Regions from separate parts of the Homo sapiens genome. Here regions 1, 2, 3 and 4 are each linked to region 5. A link is a loop called in an ENCODE intact Hi-C map of the cell type or tissue named here. Cell type or tissue: B cell. All regions are shown on one strand.

Region 1 (4,000 bases), 71 kb before region 5:
AATTAAAACAATTTCTTCCTGAATCCGTGCAACAACCATTTATTAAGCACTATTTGGTGTCAATTTCTGGGCTGGACACAGGAAGGCAAAGATGCCACACCCTCAAGGAGCGCATACTTGAGGGTGAGTCTGGAATGTAAACAAATAATTGCTGTTCAGTAGAACAGGCTCTGAGACAGTGGTGCTGATTGGAGTGGGAGCTCTGAGCTCTGCTTTTGGAGATTAGTGCAAAGTTAGGCACATCTTGTGGGATAAATGGGACTTCCAACTGGAAATGGAGAAGGGGTAGAAGAATGTTCCTCCTTGTGGTTTGTGGGTGGAGACTTGGATACATTTGGTGGGGGGTTAAAAGACTGGAAAGGCAGGCAAGGTTAGAATAAGAAGGCTTTGGTGGGGCATGCCTTGGACTGGGCAGTTAACTTGTAAAGGACAGAAAAACGCTGACAGGTTTTAAGCAGGGGAGTGTTATAAATGTTGTGCTGTGGAAGGATCACTCTGGCAGCACTGTGGAGACAGCACAGGGAGGCTGGGAGAGAGCTGGACAGGGAAGGGGACCAGCCAGGAGGATTTTGTAATAGCCCAGGAAAGAGGTCATGAAGCCCCAGTTGGCTAACAACAGATTATGTAATGGGCCCCTGTGGACTAAATCAGCAAAAGCAAATGATCCAGATGTAGAACACTGTTCATCTCAAAATATGTTGGTATCTTTAAAAGTAAAAACTTTTTTTTCTGGTGATAAAGATAATACATGTTCAATACAGAAATTTGGAAACTATAGAAATGTACAAAGAAGAAAATGAAAGCATCTATAATCCCATGAACTGGAGCTGAGATATATGTATATGTACATATACTGTATATGAGAGATAAAAATTAAATATTATATTTATATTTAAATACTGATTTATAAATCTCATATATACATAGTTTATTTAAACTATGTGCATATGGTAAAATAAAATTAACTTAGAGAAGGATAGAAAATAAAAAGTAAATATTGAATGTTTACCACATGCTGGGCACAAAATATAAGAACTTACATATATTTGGTTATTTAATTCTCACAGCAACCTTGTGAGAAAGGTCTGCATGTATTCTGCCATTTTACTGATAAGTGAATTGAAGTACAGAAAGATCAATGTGACTTACCCAAGGTTCAGTAACTTGTAAGTATCAGAGCTGGGATTTGAAAGGAAACTAAGCTGTTTTTCCTCCAGGGCCTGTACCATGAAATCGTGATGGGGCAATTTTGAATGATGTATTTAAACTTCTGTTGTTTGATTCATTGACTTTACACAGTGACTCCTGACACTCCACTACAGCGTTGTCCAACTAAACTTGCTGCGGTGATGGTGATGGACAGATTCAATATCTGTTCAATCTAGTACAGTAGCCACTAGCCACATGTAGCTAGCTGTTGAGCACTACAAATGCTGCTACTGTGAACAAGAGGCTGCATTTTAAATTTTAATTAATTTAAATTTAAATGACCAACTGCTGCTAGTGGCCACCCATGGGACACCACAGATCTCCATAAGATAAAAAAAAAAATGAACACCTCATCCCTTGGTCATATTCTCTGTCCCAGTAAAACCAACTTTATTTCTTATTTCAGTCCTTTCCCATGATCATCTCCATAAAACATGCCTATATTTATATTTCTTGATTTACTGAATTGAACATTATGTTGTCCATGCCGTGTAAGATGAGAAATTATTTTGTGTACGCCACTCCCCCACCCCTCTCTTCTCATTTTTATGAATTTATTTCTATCATTGGTTACCTGTATACTTTGGTATTAGTTAAGATTCTTCTGATTGCAAGTTGGATAGAAAAAGCCAAATCCATCTGATTTCAGCAATACAAAAGGAATTTACTGGCTCATATAAACAAGATCAGAGGCAGAACTGGCATTAGACCAGGCTAAATTGAGAGCTCAATGTGAGCGGGACTCGATTTCAGCTCAGCTGTCCTCAGTCTGCACACTTCATCTTCAAGTTCTATGTGGTGACCACAGCTGTAGCTCTGGTTTCATATCCTCTTAGATTCTAGACTAGCAGGAAAGTAAGCATCTGTCTTTCTTGTAATGCTATTTAGCTGTGACCACAATGATGCTCAGTTAAAACACACACACGTGCGCACACATGCACACACACACACACAAACTCAGTGATTACAACAATAAGCATTTACTTAACATGTGTATGTGTGGGTTGGCTGAGGTCAGATGATCTAGATTGGGCTTGTTGGGGGTTCTGCTGATCTTAGTAGGAGCTGCTCACACTTCTGAGCTCAGCTGGGGGTCAGCTAATTTAGGCTGGGCTTGTATGGACAGCTCTGCTGATCTTTCTTACGCTTCTGGGCTAGTGTAGCTCAGCCCTGTTCCATATGTCTCTTATCTTCTTTCCTGAGACCGGTGACCCATCCCAAGCATATTCTCATGGTGATGACAGAGGCACAAGAGTGCAAGACCAGCTGCACAAACATGTGTACCCTATGCTGTGTCATGTCTGCTAACATCTCATTAGCCAAAGAAAGTCACATGACTGTACCCCAAATCAACCGAATGGAGACGTACTCTCCTCCCATGAAAGTGAGAAGGAGGCAGAGAATATTTCTGCACAATAATTTTCTATACCACTTAAGCAGATGGGGTTGGCTTGCTCATTTCAAAACAAGTGATGTGGCCAAGGGCATAGGTTGTACACTTTGGCCTAGACCTAGGTCCCATATTCCATCATGGGTGTAGAATTACATTCACATTTGCCAAAGCATGTGAGCTAAGAGTGGAGAAGGAAGGCTTACTTCAAATGAAGGTTAGGGTTCTGCTAGCTACATATAGGGGAAATGGATGTGAGATGGCAAACCACAGTGACAATTATAACTTTAAACAATAGACTTACAGTTTTATTTCTTGAGTCTTTGGTGTTAGATAGTATCCTTTGACACCACATGTATAACAGTTCTCTTTCATGCCCCATTTCCACTCTGTCAACTCAATCATTCATGCTATTTGTTTATATTTATGAATGAAGGGCTAGGTAATTAACAACGGTGGCTAGGTGTCAGGTGCAGCTCCCTGCCACTGAGTAGGTGTGTCTCCTCAGTAAGCATATCTGAGGTTGGTGGCTGGCTGTGTACATGGGTGGGATGTGTCAACCACAAGCTTCCCTTTAGGATGCAAGTACAGAGAATCATGCAAATGACTTTCTTTTCACCTCAAAACACCAAAAACAGAGGGCTTCACTGTGGAATGCCAAATACCATACAACAAGCCTTAGCTCTCCCAGGGAGACATCTTATTTTCTTAATAGATCAGATCTTGGGGAGGGGACGAAGGTTTCTGAATCCCCTCTTGCTGCTCCATCTGTATGCATGGGAAAAGAGGAGAGAGATGACAAAAGTCAAACGGTGCAACCATTCTCTGGTCAACCTTCTGTTAATCACTTGGTTTTTGCTCCTCTTTCCATTCCTGAGTTCTGAATCTGTTCATGTCCAACGTGAAGATTCCCCAAGGCTTCTTTGGAAAGAACATTCCACCCTTTCTGCAGCCTCCTCCTGAGTATATCTGGGGTGCTGCTTTCTCTGCTCTGTTTCATCTATCCATACTATTCACTGTCTTTCCTTCTTCCAGAAAAGTATCAAAATGTCTGCTGATGGTTTCCTTTTTTGTCTTCAGCATGGTTATGAATTTATTTCCTTAACTGACTCTTCAGCAGAATTTTGAAAAGGAGTGTAGATAAATGCAAGCATCCAGTCCACCATCTTGAACACACACACACACACACACACACACACACATATATATATAATATTGTGTGGGTATATAAATGTGTGTGTATGTGGGTGCATGCACATGTGTTTTTTTTAAAACAACATTAGATTTTGCCAGTTACATTTTTGCTACTGGCTTAATTGAATACCCTTCTAGAAGAGTTTTGAAAGCTGTTTCTTAAAACCACTTGGGGAAAACAGGGATCTTCCTCTCACTTTATTATTA
Region 2 (4,000 bases), 100 kb after region 5:
AGTAAACTATCGCAAGGACAAAAAACCAAACACTGCATGTTCTCACTCATAGGTGGGAATTGAACAATGAGAACACATGGACACAGGAAGAGGAACATCACACTCTGGGGACTGTTGTGGGGTCGGGGGAGGGGGGAGGGATAGCATTAGGAGATATACCTAATGCTAAATGACAAGTTAATGGGTGCAACACACCAGCATTGCACATGTATACATATGTAACTAACCTGCACATTGTTCACAGGTACCCTAAAACTTAAAGTATTAAAAAAAAAAATCTACCAAAACAAGAAAAAATAAAATAAAATAAAATAAAAAAACAAAAAACCCTAAAGCTGTGCAATTAAATATTAATTTTTTTGACTTTGGAATGTCCTTTGTAATTTTTTTGTTTGTGGTAAATTTACCTTCAAACTTCACTTGGATTAATATGAAAGCAAAATGAGATGTGTATTTCCTAAATATGTATCAACAAAGCAAGAGAAAGAAAGTGGCTCCCAAGTAATTGAGAGACAAAGTGAAAAATGAAGTTGCATGTAATTTACATGCTTAGACTCAGTCCATATACGGATAATCAAAGGCAGCGAGGAGGAGAAGGAATATTGAGGAACCGCTAGTAATGCTTAAAAAAAAAACAAACAGGCCGGGCGCGGTGGCTCACGCCTGTAATCCCAGCACTTTGGGAGGCTGAGGCGGACGGATCACGAGGTCAGGAGATCGAGACCATCCTGGCTAACACAGTGAAACCCCGTCTCTACTAAAAAACACAAAAAATTAGCCGGGCGTGGTGGCGGGCGCCTGTAGTCCCAGCTACGCGGGAGGCTGAGGCAGGAGAATGGCGTGAACTCGGGAGGCGGAGCTTGCAGTGAGCCGAGATCGCGCCACTGCACTCCAGCCTGGGCGACAGAGCGAGACTCCGTCTCAAAAAAAAAAAAAAAAAAAAAGAATTTGAGTGAGAGATCAGGAGTTTTCCTGTGGTTGTAGAGAGAACCAAGAATGTTTGCCTGGAGAAGAGAAGACTTGGAAAGCCATGGTATCATTCTTCTAAAGTTTGAAGAGCCCTTGTGTAGAAGAGGAAGTTGACTCTCTTTTTTTCTCAAGGGATAAACAGGACCAATACATGAAAGCGAGAGAGAGAACAAGTTGGGCTCAACAGGAGGAAGGTCTTCTTAATTACTTGAGTGGCTCCCAAAATGGAATGGACTGACTGCTGGGTCCCTAGTTCTTGAAGGGTTCCAGCAGGAGCTGGGAGCCCATGTAAATACAATGGTATTGGGGGCAGGGAGAAATTGTTTGCAGTGCCTCTCTGATTCTCTTTAAGATTTAAACATTTTTTTACCAAGCTATAGAATTTCTATCCTTATTTTCCCTGAACATTAAAATAGACATAATGTCATTTACCACTCCCATCACATGGACTACTCCTTATTAAAATATTAAAGAAATGAAATTTGCACCTATGCTATATAGATAGATGGATAGATAGATAGAACCTTTGAATATTGAAGTTAAAGAAATATGGAGCAAACCTATTTGTTCTCAACTTTCTGAAATAACTTTAACATCAACTATGTAGGAGAAAAATCTCTAAATATATCTTTCAACTCTTTACCTTTTTTTTAAAATAATATGGACCCTCTCAAAGACATGATAGAAGTACTCAGTGTGAGTTATATGGGTCAAATCCTTCAGAAATCCTGATTTATAATAATGCATTATTAAAACTGATACTATCAAAACTTCTATTTTGAGGATCTGCATGTCATCTATGACCCTAACAGCCTCCTAAGAGATAGATATTCTTAGTATTCCCATTTTACAGAAGAGAAAATTGAGGTTCAAAGGGGTCAGGAAACTTGTTCAAGGCCACCCAGCTAAATGTAGAGCTGTCTGACTCCCCAGCCCCTGCTCTTTCCACTGTGTCATACTCTTGGCCACTTCCTGTCTTGCTTGAACAAACATAGTTCAGGCAAAACGTACAAGCAACGATGACGTGCCACTGTTACACCTCCCAATTAAAACCTATAATTTCCGAGTCTGAACTGGAAATCCTTTGGCTCTGTGCTTTTGTCTGGCCTGCTCAGGAAAATGTTTATTTTGAGATGTGCACCTCTCAGAGCGGTTGGATATTTTCGGTGGCCCATTCACACATGGGCCACATTGAACTGAAGGTATAGAGCAGTGGCTTCACCCCACAACTGCAACAGCCCCGGCCCTGCCCTGCTCCCGACTTGGGGTCTGTTTCAGTGAGGGTGTTAAGGCTATTAGTAGGTCCATGGAGACTATAAATAGAGCCCTGGGCTTCAGCCAGCTCAGTGTGTTTATGTTTTTGGGTTGCGCTGCAACTGTTGTTGGTAATTATAGACGCGTGGGTGTGCATGGGTGCTGATGAACAGTTCCTCCTCCTGGTTTCCTCTTTGCACAAGACCAACACTGGGGGTGTCTGAACTCACAATCCCATCATAAGGTCCCGTGTGTCCAGTCACTGCTGTATTTCCTGGCCAAACTGAAATGACCAGGGGGGCTGAAAGATGTCAAGGTATTCCATGTCATCATTAGGGTCACCACCTGTGTCGTCAACGCTTTCTTTAAAAGAAATAAAGTGACATCATGTTTCATAGTCTTTGCAGACAAATGAGAAAAGGATTTATGGGTCTAATTGAAATGATGATTCCTAAGGGAACCTAGTGGAATGAGGAGTACATCGAGTCCAGTAAATTGCCGTGATCTGTAATGTTAGCTCTGAAAGGGCTACATTCTCCTTTAGATGTCCCAAAGGTATGTGCAATCTTTCACCAGTGAAGAGGGTGGGGTCACCTCTTCCTGCTTTTCTTTTGAGTCTCTGGTGATCCAAGTGAAGGTGGTGGTCACAGCCTGAGGCTGCTCCCTGAGCTGACCATCGGCTACCAGAACAGTCAAGTATGTCCAATTCTAACCCATCTATTGAACTTGGGCTGTGCCAAAGAGACACCAGTAGAGTAGAAGTAGCTGATGGAAATCAGGAAAAAAATGCTGCCATCTTTTTTTTTTGAGACGGAGTCTCGCTCTGTCACCCAGGCTGGAGTGCAGTGGTGCGATCTCCGCTCACTGCAAGCTCCACCTCCTGGGTTCACGCCATTCTCCTGCCTTAGCTTTCCGAGTAGCTGGGACTACAGGCATCCGCCAGCACGTCTGGCTAATTTTTTTTTGTATTTTTAGTAGAGACGGGGTTTCACCGCATTAGCCAGGATGGTCTTGATCTCCTGACCTTGTGATCCGCCTGCCTCGGCCTCCCAAAGTGCTGGGATTATAGACGTGAGCCACTGCACCCCGCCAAATGCTGTCATCTTAAAGGTACACACTTGGGAGGACTTTCTTCTCCACTACCTAACCTTACCCTATGCCTTTGGGTGATGGTGGCAGAAAGTCAGCTGGTGGGAAAGAGAAAGTGGGAAGATTTAGGGGGTTGGTCCAATTCTATTTTACATGCCCCATCTTGTCCTACTATTGTCTTCACTTATTTAGTTCATCTGCCCTGATGACAGGCTAAGTAGGTTCAGACTGTTTAGCGGGCTGGAATAACACAGTACCTGGAGTCAAGAGAAAAATACCCAAGTGGTGGCCACCTAGGAAGTTTGACCAAAAAAAAATTTGGTGCCATTCCTCTTAACCCCAAATATGACCCCCTACGAACTGGCCCATTCAAAAGGATCAAGGAGTGGCAGATAATTCTTTACGTCCACAAGGCTGAGCACATGGTAGGTGTTCCTTAAATATTTGCTAAACTGATCTATTTGGAGTCCTTGATTTTCATGTGTTAACTCTCTTACAGCCCACACTTTCAATACTACAGATACTCCTGCCCCTAAATTATTTCATGCATACTGAGTTCAAGAGTTCATTCATTAGCTGACCGAAGAACACTGGGTGCTTTCCCATAAAGAGCTGCACAAAACTGTTCAGTTTAACAGCAGTACCATGTTGGTAATGGGAGATTCATGTAATTGTCTGAATATGTAAT
Region 3 (4,000 bases), 66 kb after region 5:
AAACTTTTAAATGCAAGGTACTAATATAATAGTTTCAAAGAAGGCTCTGAAGCACTAGGCCTATTATTACTTTGCCTTCATCTCAGAAGTTGTAGCCCTTGGTGGTTAGTGACTTCATGGGGAAAACTCTCTAGGGTATTTTTATTTTAAGAGAAGTCATGAAGGAGAGGACAAGGCTTTACCCAAAAGAGTTAATTTCTCATGGTGAAATTTTAAGCCTTGGGGGACCTAAGTGGGAGAGATGGTTTAGGACAAAGAAGTCTTTCAAATATCACTGTAGTTCAAATAACTACTTTTTGGCCCAGAAGTGAGGTTAATCCTACCAGTGATGATAATGGACAGACAGTGGCCCCTTCTCCTGCTTTCTCACACTTAAAAGAGCCGTGTGATATTGTTTGGCTGTGCCCCCACCCAAATCTCATCTTGAATTGTAGTTCCCATAATCCCCATGTGCCATGGGAGGGACCCGATGGGAGGTAATTGAACCATGGGGGCGGTTACCCTCATGCTGTTCTCATGATAGTGAGTGAGTTCTCATGAGATCTGATGGATTTATAAGGGGCTTTCCCCCACCTTCACTCGGTACTTCTCTCATTCTTCTCCTTCCTGCCACCAAGCGAAGAAGGATGTGTTTGCTTCCCCTTCTGCCATGATTGTAAGCTTTCTGAGACCTCCTCAGCCCTGCGGAACTGTGAGTCAATTAAACCTCTTTCCTTTATAAATTACCCAGTCTCAGGTATTTCTTCATAGCAGTGTGAGAGCGGACTAATATACAGTGCCATCCAGAACCTCCATTAGACTCTGCACAAGTTTGGTGGCTATTGAAATACTAGAATTCTGAGACCCAGATTCTTAGGGGAGAAAATCACTTGGTAGGTGAGAAAATCATAGTCACAGTTTAAGCATCACTTTATAATGACCAGTATCCATGAGTTGGATGCTGGGATGACATGGAAAGGCAGCATCCTGGTGCCACAGCCGCCCTCACACTAATGAGCATTCATCTGTGCACAGTGCAAGACTGTTTGCGCCAAGGCTATGATTAGATGAGTGGAACTTTTTCCTGTTCTCACAGAATTGTCCCAAACAGCAAGTGCTCAGTACCCCTCCTTCTAAAGACAGTGGCTTAAATTTGGAACCAGACACATCCCCTCCAGTTATTAAATATCCCTGGAAACAGCCCTTCTGTTATCAACTACACTCACACACACACACCCGACCCCTGCAGTCTGTTCCTTATGGGAAGAGTTGTAGGAAAGGGAGAGAGAATCAACAAGGGTCTGAGCTCAGCCCTGCAATAATCTGAGGGTTTTGCTACCAAAGCCTTGTAGGGGCAGCATCTATGTGAGAGGCCATTCCCTTGACTCCACTAGATTCACCTAAGGTGTTATTAGAGGACAGGAAATGGAATTAAAGAGACCACAATTAATTATGGTGATCAGAAAAAATACTATCATTTTATGTTAATCCATTATAAGAATTAAGATGGACCAATAAACTGGTTACAGTCATAAATCTGTCATTTCACATTTTTTTACATCCATATCATATACTATCTAAATAACACCCCTGAACCAATTCAAATGCAATTTTATATTTATTTACCTATTTTTTATTGAGGTAAGAACACTTAGCAAGTGATCTATCCTCTTAACAAACTTTTATGTGTATAATACTGTATTGTCAGCTATACCAAATGAAATTTTTGCTCAGAACAGTATGCAGTAACCTTTTTTTTTTTTTTTTTTTTTTTTTTTTTTTTTTTTTTGAGACAGAGTCTTACCACTCCGTCACCCAGGCTGGAGTGCAGTGGTGCCATCACAGCTTACTGCAGCCTGCACCCCTCTGGCTCAAGCAACTCTCTCACCTCAGCCCTCTGAGTAGCTGGGACTACAGGCATGCACCACCACACCCAGCTCATTTTTGTGTTTTTTGTAGAGACTGATTTTTGCCATGTTGCTCAGGCTGGTCTCGAACTCCTGGGCTCAAGTGATCCATCTGCTTTGGCCTACCAAAGGGCTGGGATTACAGACGTGAAACATCGCACCAGGCCAACATGCAGTAACCTCTTTAACATTAATCATTAGGGCCTCCCTGATCTCTTTCCCCTTAACAAAGCCTCTCCTGGGTTCCTTCATTTATACCTAGGTATAAATGACTTAAAAAGCTAATATTAATGCTTTGAGCATTCAGAGGATTGCAAAGATTCACTAGACCTGTCTAATTGCTTTGGAATCCCTAATTATAGGCACTTACTGACTTCCCCATGGTCATTTCCAACCTAGAGGGCAGTCAGCAAGTCTGAGTAATGCCTGTCAGAGCCACTGGGTGGCACTGGCAGGCTGAGATGTGGGCAAGAGGGAGGAAGAAAGAAAGGAAAGGAGGCCAGGAGAGAGTCAAGGAGGAAGAGGAGGCAAGAGAGGGAGAGAGATTTTTTTAAAACAAGGGAGAGAGAAAGAAAGCAGAGAAAGAAAGACTAGGCCGCAGGGAACTGCTTTGCATGGCCTTGTATAGCCTCTGTGGTTACCAGTGACACAGACCTACAGTTTAATTCAGTACTTCCCAGCTGGGAGCTGAGTGTGCCGTACTCATCTGCCTATTCCCACTACCTAGCAGGGTGCCTGGCTCTCGGCTGATGCTCTGGGTCTGTGGACTGATGGAATGAATGCTGCTGCCCCTCTAGGAAGCGGTCCTCAAATGGAAAGCTTGAGGCAGTGTGGTCTGAATGCTCCATCCTAATGTTTTGGGATGACTTAGTTGAAAATTCAAGAGGCAATGCCTTATGAGGAAGCAAGGTAGGAATATTGGCACACACAGAGGTTAAGATTTTCCAAGGGTCAATTCATTCTGTCAAGAACTAATAGTAAATATTTCAGTCTTAGCAAGTCACACAGCCTCTGTTACAACTACTGACAGAGAGCCACTGACAATATGTAAATGGTTGGTGTGGCCGTGTGCCAATAAAATTTTCAAAAACTGACAGTAGGTCAAATTTGGCCTGTGGATTGCTAACCCTCCGTGGCTTGAGTTCTAAGATAATCTTTCTGATTTCTCTCACCTTGCTCTTTCATCCTCTGATTCAATACCACTCTTTTGGTACACGACTATTTGCTTATTGGTTTCTCTCAGAATCTGTGTGGACTGCTTGATCTTGCACTGTAAACTCCTTGAGAAATTCTGAGTGCCCGTAGATGACTTCAAGCACCATCAGTATTCCTGTCTGATCATGTTCAAGTGCTGTCCAGGGAGTACTCATAGAGAAGGTCCTTAGCTTTGAGGGTCTCATTATATGTGTCTTCTGAAGATTCCACAAAGGCCTAGATTTAGCCACAAAGATGATTGATGCCAAGTTGTAGAACACGAAGTCTTGGGAAAATTATACAGTTCTGCATACAGTGAACTAGATTCATACCAGCTTGAGAAAGGTCAGTTCCAGCTCAAACCATGAAGTGGCTGAAATTTGTCTTTGGAGCCTTCCAGCCACACATCCTCCACTCCTTCTCCTCCAGTACTCAGTGACCTGTTTCCCTTACCCACTCTCACTCCCATCAGTGCCTTGCTTCTTCACTTTACTAAAATGAAAACGACTAATGGCAGATTAAAATCTGCCATCCCGTTGAGGTATGCTCACATTTTCATAAGGTTGAGAGCATTTTAAGAAAGGGACACAGGACTAATGATGGGATTTTGTACCTCCTGGTGGTGACTTTGACCTAAAAGTACATTCTACTTTAACCATGTCAGTAGGAAAATCCAGGAGAAGTATTGTGAGTAGGGCCACTGGGAACAGCCCCATGCCTCTGCACAATTCCATAGATTAGGACGTGAATGGTGCATTTTGGAGCTGTGCAACACAGCGGTGGCCCACGTAGTGGGTTCTCTTGTGTGTGTGTGTCAGTATCTAAGAGAGAGAGACTAGTGCTCTCAAGGAATAAGCAACTGAAATGTGGACTTATATTTTTGAGTTTTCTTTCTAGGACAATGAAGGAAATGGACATAG
Region 4 (4,000 bases), 730 kb after region 5:
TGAATCTGAAAATAATGCACAGATTTGGAGTGTAGCTTGATGCCAGTGTACGCAAAATCTAGGTGAAATTGTACAGGCAATAAAATTCAGGAAAAACTTAGTCTTTTATTTAGGAAAGATATTAACTATAAGAAAAATAAAGTGCCACACAAAAGAGAATGATATGTAAATAGGAGACACTTCACACTGGATGGCTCACAAAGGCAGGCAGTGTAACAGAAATAATATCTTATACTCTAAAATTTTGAGTTCAGGTTTTTTTTGAGACAAGAGTCTCACTTTGTCACCCAGGCTAGATTGCAATGGCAGGATCTCAGCTCATTGCAGCCTTGACCTCCTGGGCTCAAGCAATCCTCCCATCCCCGCCTCCCAAGTAGTTGGGACTACAGGTGTCCCGCAAAAGTTTTTTTTGTTTTTTGTTTTGTTTTTGGTACTGGTAGAGATGGAGTTTTGCCATGCTGCTCAGGCTGGTCTCGAGCTCCTGAGCTCAAGTGATCTGCCTGCCTGAGCCTCCCAAAGTGCTGAGATTACAGGTGTGTGCCACTATGCAGCATAGCTCCCCCCCTTTTTTTTTTATGAGATAGGGTCTCCCTCTGTCACCCAGGCTCAAGTGCAGTGGCGAGACCATGGCTCACTGTAGCCTCAACCTCCTGGGCTCAAGCGATCCTCCTGCCTTAGCCTCCCCAGTAGCTGGGACTATACACGTGCACCACCATGCCCTGCTAATTTTATTTTTTTGTAGACAGGGGTTCTCCCATGTTACCCAGTCTCAAATGCCTGAGCTCAAGCAATCCTCCCACCTCGGCCTCCCAAAGTGCTAGGATTACAGTTGTGATCCACCATACCCAACACAGGTTCTTTTTTGACTATCACAAGCTGTGTGAACCTAGATGCCAAGTCACAGCTGAGCTAAACCTCACTTTCTCTGCCTACCACAGAAAATTACTACCATATATTCTCTTCCTTATATTTATTTCTTCTTTTCAACGTTTCATTCCCCTATGCCATCTATCTGTAATTTTAGTAGAAAACATAAATATTAGATTTAAAAGGTCTTGTAAAGGAGCGGGGACAGGTAGGTGAATTGATACTGACACACGTAAGTCAAATGAAAACTAGTGTTATGAGAAGCAGTATCTATGAGTTAGCAGAATAAACCCGTCAAAAAAAGGAGATTCTGGAGAGGGTTTAAAGGGAATATGTGACTTGAGTTCCTAACTTTCTAGTTCCCAATTCCAGTCTGAGTAAAGTTCAGCTGTACTTTCTTGAAATGGATGTACCATGACATTGCCTGCTATATCATCACAATACTCACACCCTTTTAAAACTTAATCTACTTTACATCGTTTCTATTTTTGCTTCCTTCTCATCTGTAAGTTAGACTTCTCAAACAGTTGTGTGGATTAATAAATTAATATATATCCTGAAAGCATTACACAAAATAAGAGAATACAATCTATTTTCCTCATAAAGCTAACATTGGAAATAAAATAATGCACATGAAAATATTTTGGGAATGATCAAATTCCCAAAATTAAATTCTAATTCTAGTAAAATATTACTATTATACTGAGGAATAAAACTCTAATTCTGAGATTTTAAATAATATGACATGCTTCAGTAAGATTATGCAATTAAGAAAAAGAATAAATCAATCCTATGATCTTATTTTGATTGGAAAAAAGAAACCAGAAAATCTTTCTCAATGGTAACTAGTGATGGCTTAGAGTCTACAAGCATAATTTCACATACTTTAAATTCATAGCAGCAGCTATGAAAATTTAAAAGGAGACTGGCAGATTTTTCAGCATATGATCACAGCAGATTTGGGACCAGGAAAGAACTACTGCAGTGACTTATAAATGTTTTTAATCTGAATATTGCAGAATAGCTCATACTTGGGCCAAATTTCAGTCAAAATAACATGTTCCTAAACTCCAAGGATACATTTTCAACACATCAAGTTTCGCAACCAATTTTTACAAATGAAGAGCTCCTTTTTTAAATAGCAACAGATATGTACTGGGGTAATTTATGGGACCTTAATAAGCATGTTTCATTACTATTTTTGAAATTATAGCTATATAAAATCATATAGGTAGGTAATAGAATATTTAAATAGAATACAGAGCAAAATTACTGAATATTAAAACATGATATGGCAACTTTATATTAAAAATAATTTTTAAAAAACAAGGAAGTATATTGACTCTGCTTTAGCTGCTGGTTCCTCTTTTCTTGTTGTCCATCCTACTATCGAGGCTTCAGCTTAGCTCTACTATTGCAAGCTGTCACTTTTGACTTGAAATGGAATAAAGCCAAATATTACAAAATAGCTGTTTCCTGTTCTGGCCTCGTCTCCTAGACCACCCCCAGGCTTTGCCTGCCCATGGATGCTCATCCTACCAAGCCAATAATCTACCAGTAGTCAGTTCATAGTTATGTATTTTTAATACTTTTGGCACAGTATATATGCCACAACTGTTCTCATTTTACTGATTTTATGTCAACAAGGCACCTCTAAATTTTAATCAAATGTTAAAATGAAGGCAAAGTGAAATGGAAAAGGGAGATGCATATGAAAAGTCAGGGAGTAACTGGGAATGTGTTCGACGCCTGTCAAAATATAATCCAGAAACAGATATAGAAAAAGAGAGTAGCCAGGCGCAGTGGCTTACACCTGTAATCCGAACACGTTGGGAGGCCGAGGTGGGAGGATTACTTGAGGTTAGGAGTTCGAGAACATCCTGGCCAACACTGGTGAAACCCTGTCTCTACTAAAAACACAAAAAATTAGCCGGGCGTGGTGGCTCGCACCTGTAGTCCCAGCTACTGAGGAGGCTGATGTGGGAGAATCACTTGAACCAGGGAGATGGAGGTTGCAGTGAGCTGAGATCACTCCAGCCTGGGTGACAGAGTGAGACTTCATCTCAAAAAAAAAAAAAAAAAAGAAAGAAAAGGAAAAAGAAAAAGAGAATAGAAAGTGCTGAGTAAGTACCATTAATCTAAATGATCCTGGTTTTCCAATTCTGCAGAACATCTGATTTGCATCTGGCACTCTAACTGAAAAGTTCTTTTAAGATAAACCTAGCTTTAGTTGAATGCCTCTTATCCTAAAGACTAAAATAATTAGGGCTTGATTCGTTTAATGTTGACCAGAGAAGGCTGTTTTTTCACCTTTAACAAGTTCACAGAGCTAGTGTACTCACTGCTACAAAGGTCATTTAGTCTAACTCTTTTATTTAATGCTTAGGGGACTTCTAGACCTTAGTATTATAGCTACAAAGTGTCTTCCCAGAGCCAAACAAAGAAAAATAATTTTGTACCTTATTGAATATCACTTCTACTTTCTGAGAGAAAAATAACTATCAGCAACAAGTAGAGTACATGACTTTCCCTGTGGAAAAAAGGTAAGGGTGTGCTGTAAAGGATACCACCACAGTACAGTTTTGTTGTCATCTTTTCTAATATCATTTTCTTAAAATAATAGTTTAAGAAGTCACAATGAAATCTTACCTACTTATTCTTCATAAAAACTGGGAGAAGAAAAAAACACTACTACAAAAACGTGTTCTATTATACACTGTCTATGGGTTATATTGAGAGTTGAAAAAGTTTGTTTAGCACCAGCTGGAGAAAAAAATGCTAAGAGTTCTAGGGAAGACTAGTAAGAAAGATTGTTAGAAGTAAGCAGCAGATGGTGGCAGAGAAATAGTCAATGAGTGTGTGAATGGTAGGAAGAGAAAGGAGTTTCAAATATCCACGAAAAAGGTTTAAGATACCATTTATGAAAAGGGAAATTTACAATATGTCTCTTATTGAGCAGTTTCTGTACTATAAACTCTTTACTGTATCATTTCATTTAATCTTTCTAACAACCCTGAGGTAGACAGTATTTACAGTTGAGGAAACCATTTATTCAGAGCAGCTGAGACTTTCCCAATGTGAACTAGCTAACAAATGCTAAAGGTAAAATTTGAAACTAAGTTTGCTTGAACTG
Region 5 (4,000 bases):
CTTGTAGGGTTTCTGCTGAGAAATCTGCTGTTAATCTCATATGTTTTCCTTTATAGGTTACCTGGTGTTTTTGCCTCACAGCTCTTAAGATTTATTTCCTTCATCTTGACTTCAGATAACCTGATGACTATGTGCCTAGGCAATGATCTTTTTGTGATAAATTTCCCAGGTGTTTTTTTGAGCTTCTTGTATTTGGATGTCTAGGTCTCTGGCAAGGCTAGGAAAGTTTGCCTTGATTTTTCCCTCAAATATGTTTTCCAAACTTGTTAGATTTCTTCTTTCTAAGGAACACAAATTATTTTTAGGTTTAGTTACATAGTCCCAAACTTCTTGGAGGCTTTGTTCATTTTTTAAAAAATTCTATTTTCTTTGTCTTTGTTGGATTGGGTTAATTTGAAAACCTGTTTTTGAGCTCTGAAGTTCTTTCTTCTGCTTGTTCGATTCTGTTGCTGAGACTTCCCAGTGTATTTTGCATTTCTCTAAGTATGTCCTTCATTTCCAAAAATTGTGATTGTTTTCTATTTATGCTATTTCACCGAAGATTTTTCCCTTCTGTATTAGTCCATTTTCATACTGCTACGAAGAAATACCCAAGACTTGGTAATTTATAAAGAAAAAGAGGTTTTATGGACTCACAGTTCCACATGGCTGGGGAGGCCTCACAATCATGGCAGAAGGCAAAGGAAGAGCAAAGGCACATCTTACATGGCTGCAAGAAAGCATGTGCAGGGGAATTGCCCTTAATAAGACCATCAGATCTCATGAGACTTATTCACTATCATGAGAACAGCATGGGAAAAACTCTGCTCCCATGATTCAATTACCTCCCACTGTGTCCCTCCCATGACACATAGGGATTATGGGAGCTACAATTCAAGATGAGATTTGGGTGGGGACACAGCCAAACCATATCACCTTCATTTCCTGTATCATTGTTTTGGTTTCATTAAGTTGGACTTCATCTTTCTCTGGTGTCTCCTTAATTTGCTTAATAATCGACCTTCTGAATTTTTTTTCTGGCAATTCAGAGACTTCTTCTTGGTTTGGATCCATTGCTGGTGAGCTAGTGTGATCTTTTGGAGGTGTTAAAGAAACATGTTTTGTCATTTTACCAAAACTGTTTTTCTGATTCCTTCTCATTTGGACAGACTATGTCAGAGGGAAGATCTGGGACTCAAGAGCTGCTGTTCAGATTCTTTGTCCCAAGGGGTGCTCCCTTGATGTAGTGCTCTCCCCTTCCCCTAAGGATGTGGCTTCCTGAGAGCCAAACTGCAGTTATTTCTCTTCTGGATGTAGCCACTCAGTGGAGCTACTGGGTTCTGGGCTGGTACTGGGGAGTGTCTGACCAAAGTCCTGTGATGTGAACCATTTTCATGTCTACCATCTTCAGGTGTCTCAGTCTTGGATACCAGCACCTGTTTTGGTGGAGTTGGCAGGGGAGTGAAATGGATTCTGTGAGGGTCCTTAGTTGTAGTTTTGTCTATTGCACTAGTTTTGTATTTGTTGGCCTCCAGCCAGGAGGTGGCACTTTCAGGGGAGCATCAGTTGCCATAGTATAGGGAGGATCAAGGCAGTGGGTGGAGCCCTAGAGCTCCGAAGAGATTATGTCCTTTGTCTTTGGCTACAAGGGTGGGTAGAGAAAGACCATCAGGTCGGGGCAGGGTTAGGCCTGTCTGAGCTCAGGCTCTCCTTGGGTGGGGCTTGCTGCAGCTGCTGTGGGGTATGGGGATGTGGTTCTCAGGCCAGTGAAGTTATGTTCCCAGGGGGATTGTAGCTGCCTCTGATGTGTCATGCAGGTCACCAGGGAAGTCGGGGAAAGCTGGCAGTTACAGGCTTCACCTAGCTCCCATGCAGCCCAAGAGGCTGGTCTCACTCCCACCATGCCCCCACCAACAGCACTGAGTTTATTTCCAGGCAGCCAGTGAGCAGGGCTGAGAACTTGCCACAGGCTACTAGCCTTTTAGCTGAGAAAGCAAGCAGGGCTTTCAGGTCTTGTGCCTCCCTGCCTGCTGCGGCTTCTGTGCTGTGTATCCACTCCCGATTCACCTCCTCCCCCAGTTTCTATCGAGGAAATTTGTGTTCAGTTGAAATTGTTACAAAGTTCAGCTGGAAGTTTCTTTCTCCCTGTGGTCTTTTCCCAGTTCCTCTGGCAGCCCTTCCCAAGGATCTCTGTGAGACTAAGTCAGAAATGGCTTCCCTGGGGACCGAGAGAGCCCACAGGGCTCTTCCCACTACTTCTACCCTTGTATTTTGCTTAGCTCTCTAAATTTGTCTCAACTCTAGGTAAGATCAAATCCTTCTCCCATTATCTGGACCTTCAGTTTCCCCCGTGAAGGTGTGTGTTCAAGGGCAGACAATCCCCCTTTCACACTTTGGGCACTCACATTTTTTCAACCATCTTCTGGGGCCTGCAGGAGCAATCTGCTTCCTTCAAAGGGTCTGTGGATTCTCTAGGCTTTCCGGGTATGTTCCTGCAGTAGTTCTTGGAGTAAAAGTTTACAATGTGCATCTCCACAAGCTGCTCTGTCCATCTGAGTGGGAGCTGGAAGTTAGTCCTGCCTTCTATCCACCATTTTCCTGCTGTTCAAATAAATGCCTTTTCTTTATAAATTACCCGGTTTCAGGTATTTTGTTATAAGCAACAGAAAACAGACTAAGACAGACAGCTTTAACCATTACCAAGTTCTTCCTGCCATTAAGCTAAACTGATTCCTTGTAATGTCTTTCCTTTAGTTCTATTTGTGTCTGCTTGCTTATAATACATTTAGTGTTTCTTCTATTAAACAGTCCTTTAGCTATTTGAAGACAACTATGCTGTTTCCAGCCCTACTCTAGCCTCACTCCTAAACTTTCTCTTCTCTCGAATATTCAAAACCAGTTCCTCATACTGAACTTTAACAAAGATCAAGGTTCTGTTTGAGGCAGAAAAAAAAAAAAAAAGAACTGAAACAGTGACTCTTTTTTGTTTGACCACATCCTCTTGTTTATCTTGAAAATCAAGGTGGATAGACTATGAATGTGAGATGAAAAAAGCCAAAGAGGCTCTCTGTGTTACTATGATGACTACTCTGATCTGAGCCACTATTACTTCTTTCCTAGACTACTGCAATGTATTTCTAACTAATTACTAATTGCTATCTCTGACCTGTGTCCCTATCGTGAAGGTAAGAGTACTGACACACAGAGTCTCAATAGGTAATTTACTCAAGATAATGTCACATGTAAAAGAATTGACTCCAAGACTGTTTTCATCTATAGCCTGTAACAGAACTAATGATGGCCAATGAAATTATCACTTGGGTCTTGAATTTAATCTAGATGAGATGAAAATAGTGGCACTTTTGAAAATAATTTTAAAAGCATACTTAAGAGTTCTGGTTCCAAGGAAGATGGAGTAAGCACACTCCACCCCATCTCTCCTACTGAAGGCAGTTATAAATTCTGGACTGAATGCAAGGACCAGCTACTATGTGAAGTCTCTGAAAAATAAATGGTAGCATCCAGGTTGAGGAATAAGACTTGAATTCAAAGTCTGGTCAAATCATTTGTGAATTTACCGTGTTTTCCCTCCAGTATTACCTAGCCTAGACATGAAGGCAGCCTGCTATGGTTTGGATATTTGACCCCTCCAAACCTTATGTTGAAATTTGATTTCCAGTGTTGGAAGTAGGGCCTGATAGGAGGCATTTGAGTCATGGGGGCAGATCCCTCATGAATAGATTAATGTCTTCCCTGTGTAGACGGGTGAGTGACTTCTCAGTCTAATAATTTTCAGGAGAGCTGGTGGTTTAAAAGAGCCTGACATCCCTACCTCTTGCTTCTGCTCTCGCCATGTGATCTTTGCACACATCATTCACTTTGCCTTCTGCTCTAAGTGGAAGCAGCCTGAGACTTTTGCCAGATGCCCAACCTCCCAGCCAGCAGAATCATGAGCCAAATAAACTTTTTTTAAAAATAAATCACTCCATCTCAGACATTCCTTTATAGCAACACAAATAGA

Evidence for each region. A loop is a pair of places that touch in the nucleus more often than their neighbours do. Peaks named below come from ENCODE experiments on the same cell type or tissue, not always from the same donor. Only the 100,000 strongest peaks of a DNase experiment are listed, where the experiment ranks them.
Region 1: a loop joins it to region 5, with 5 times the contacts of the local background. A loop is called at or near these places in 3 of 110 quality-filtered maps.
Region 2: it touches region 5 in a loop (3-fold over the local background); 2 of 110 quality-filtered maps call a loop at or near these places.
Region 3: a loop joins it to region 5, with 2.8 times the contacts of the local background. A loop is called at or near these places in 3 of 110 quality-filtered maps.
Region 4: a loop joins it to region 5, with 3 times the contacts of the local background. A loop is called at or near these places in 2 of 110 quality-filtered maps.

Annotation. Positions count from the first base shown.
Region 1 is chr10:62,454,698-62,458,697 of GRCh38, forward strand. It overlaps a transcript of ZNF365 not described here. Among named protein-coding and RNA genes, the nearest start is that of ZNF365, 82 kb to the left of the region's middle. RefSeq lists an enhancer at 2,780-2,829. In B cell, no CTCF peak of the experiment used is centred here; DNase peaks (open chromatin) are centred at 2,024 and 3,074; H3K4me3 peaks cover 638 bases.
Region 2 is chr10:62,630,320-62,634,319 of GRCh38, forward strand. The region is part of intron 1 of LOC105378327 (a long non-coding RNA gene); the gene reads right to left. Among named protein-coding and RNA genes, the nearest start is that of ADO, 170 kb to the right of the region's middle. RefSeq lists an enhancer at 1,986-2,155. In B cell, no CTCF peak of the experiment used is centred here; DNase peaks (open chromatin) are centred at 1,145, 2,042 and 2,322; H3K4me3 peaks cover 1,169 bases; H3K27ac peaks cover 1,231 bases.
Region 3 is chr10:62,591,874-62,595,873 of GRCh38, forward strand. No RefSeq gene overlaps it. Among named protein-coding and RNA genes, the nearest start is that of ADO, 210 kb to the right of the region's middle. In B cell, CTCF peaks have their summits at 2,315 (motif pointing right) and 2,522; a DNase peak (open chromatin) is centred at 2,338.
Region 4 is chr10:63,254,295-63,258,294 of GRCh38, forward strand. All of the region lies in intron 3 of JMJD1C (jumonji domain containing 1C), which reads right to left. LOC124900287 (a long non-coding RNA gene) reads right to left here. Exons shown (of 2, transcript XR_007062158.1): 2 at 1-3,397. Among named protein-coding and RNA genes, the nearest start is that of MIR1296, 120 kb to the right of the region's middle. In B cell, no CTCF peak of the experiment used is centred here; a DNase peak (open chromatin) is centred at 2,267; H3K4me3 peaks cover 413 bases; H3K27ac peaks cover 2,384 bases.
Region 5 is chr10:62,525,714-62,529,713 of GRCh38, forward strand. No RefSeq gene overlaps it. Among named protein-coding and RNA genes, the nearest start is that of ZNF365, 150 kb to the left of the region's middle. RefSeq lists an enhancer at 1,618-1,837. In B cell, no CTCF peak of the experiment used is centred here; DNase peaks (open chromatin) are centred at 1,768 and 2,918; H3K4me3 peaks cover 2,710 bases; H3K27ac peaks cover 3,457 bases.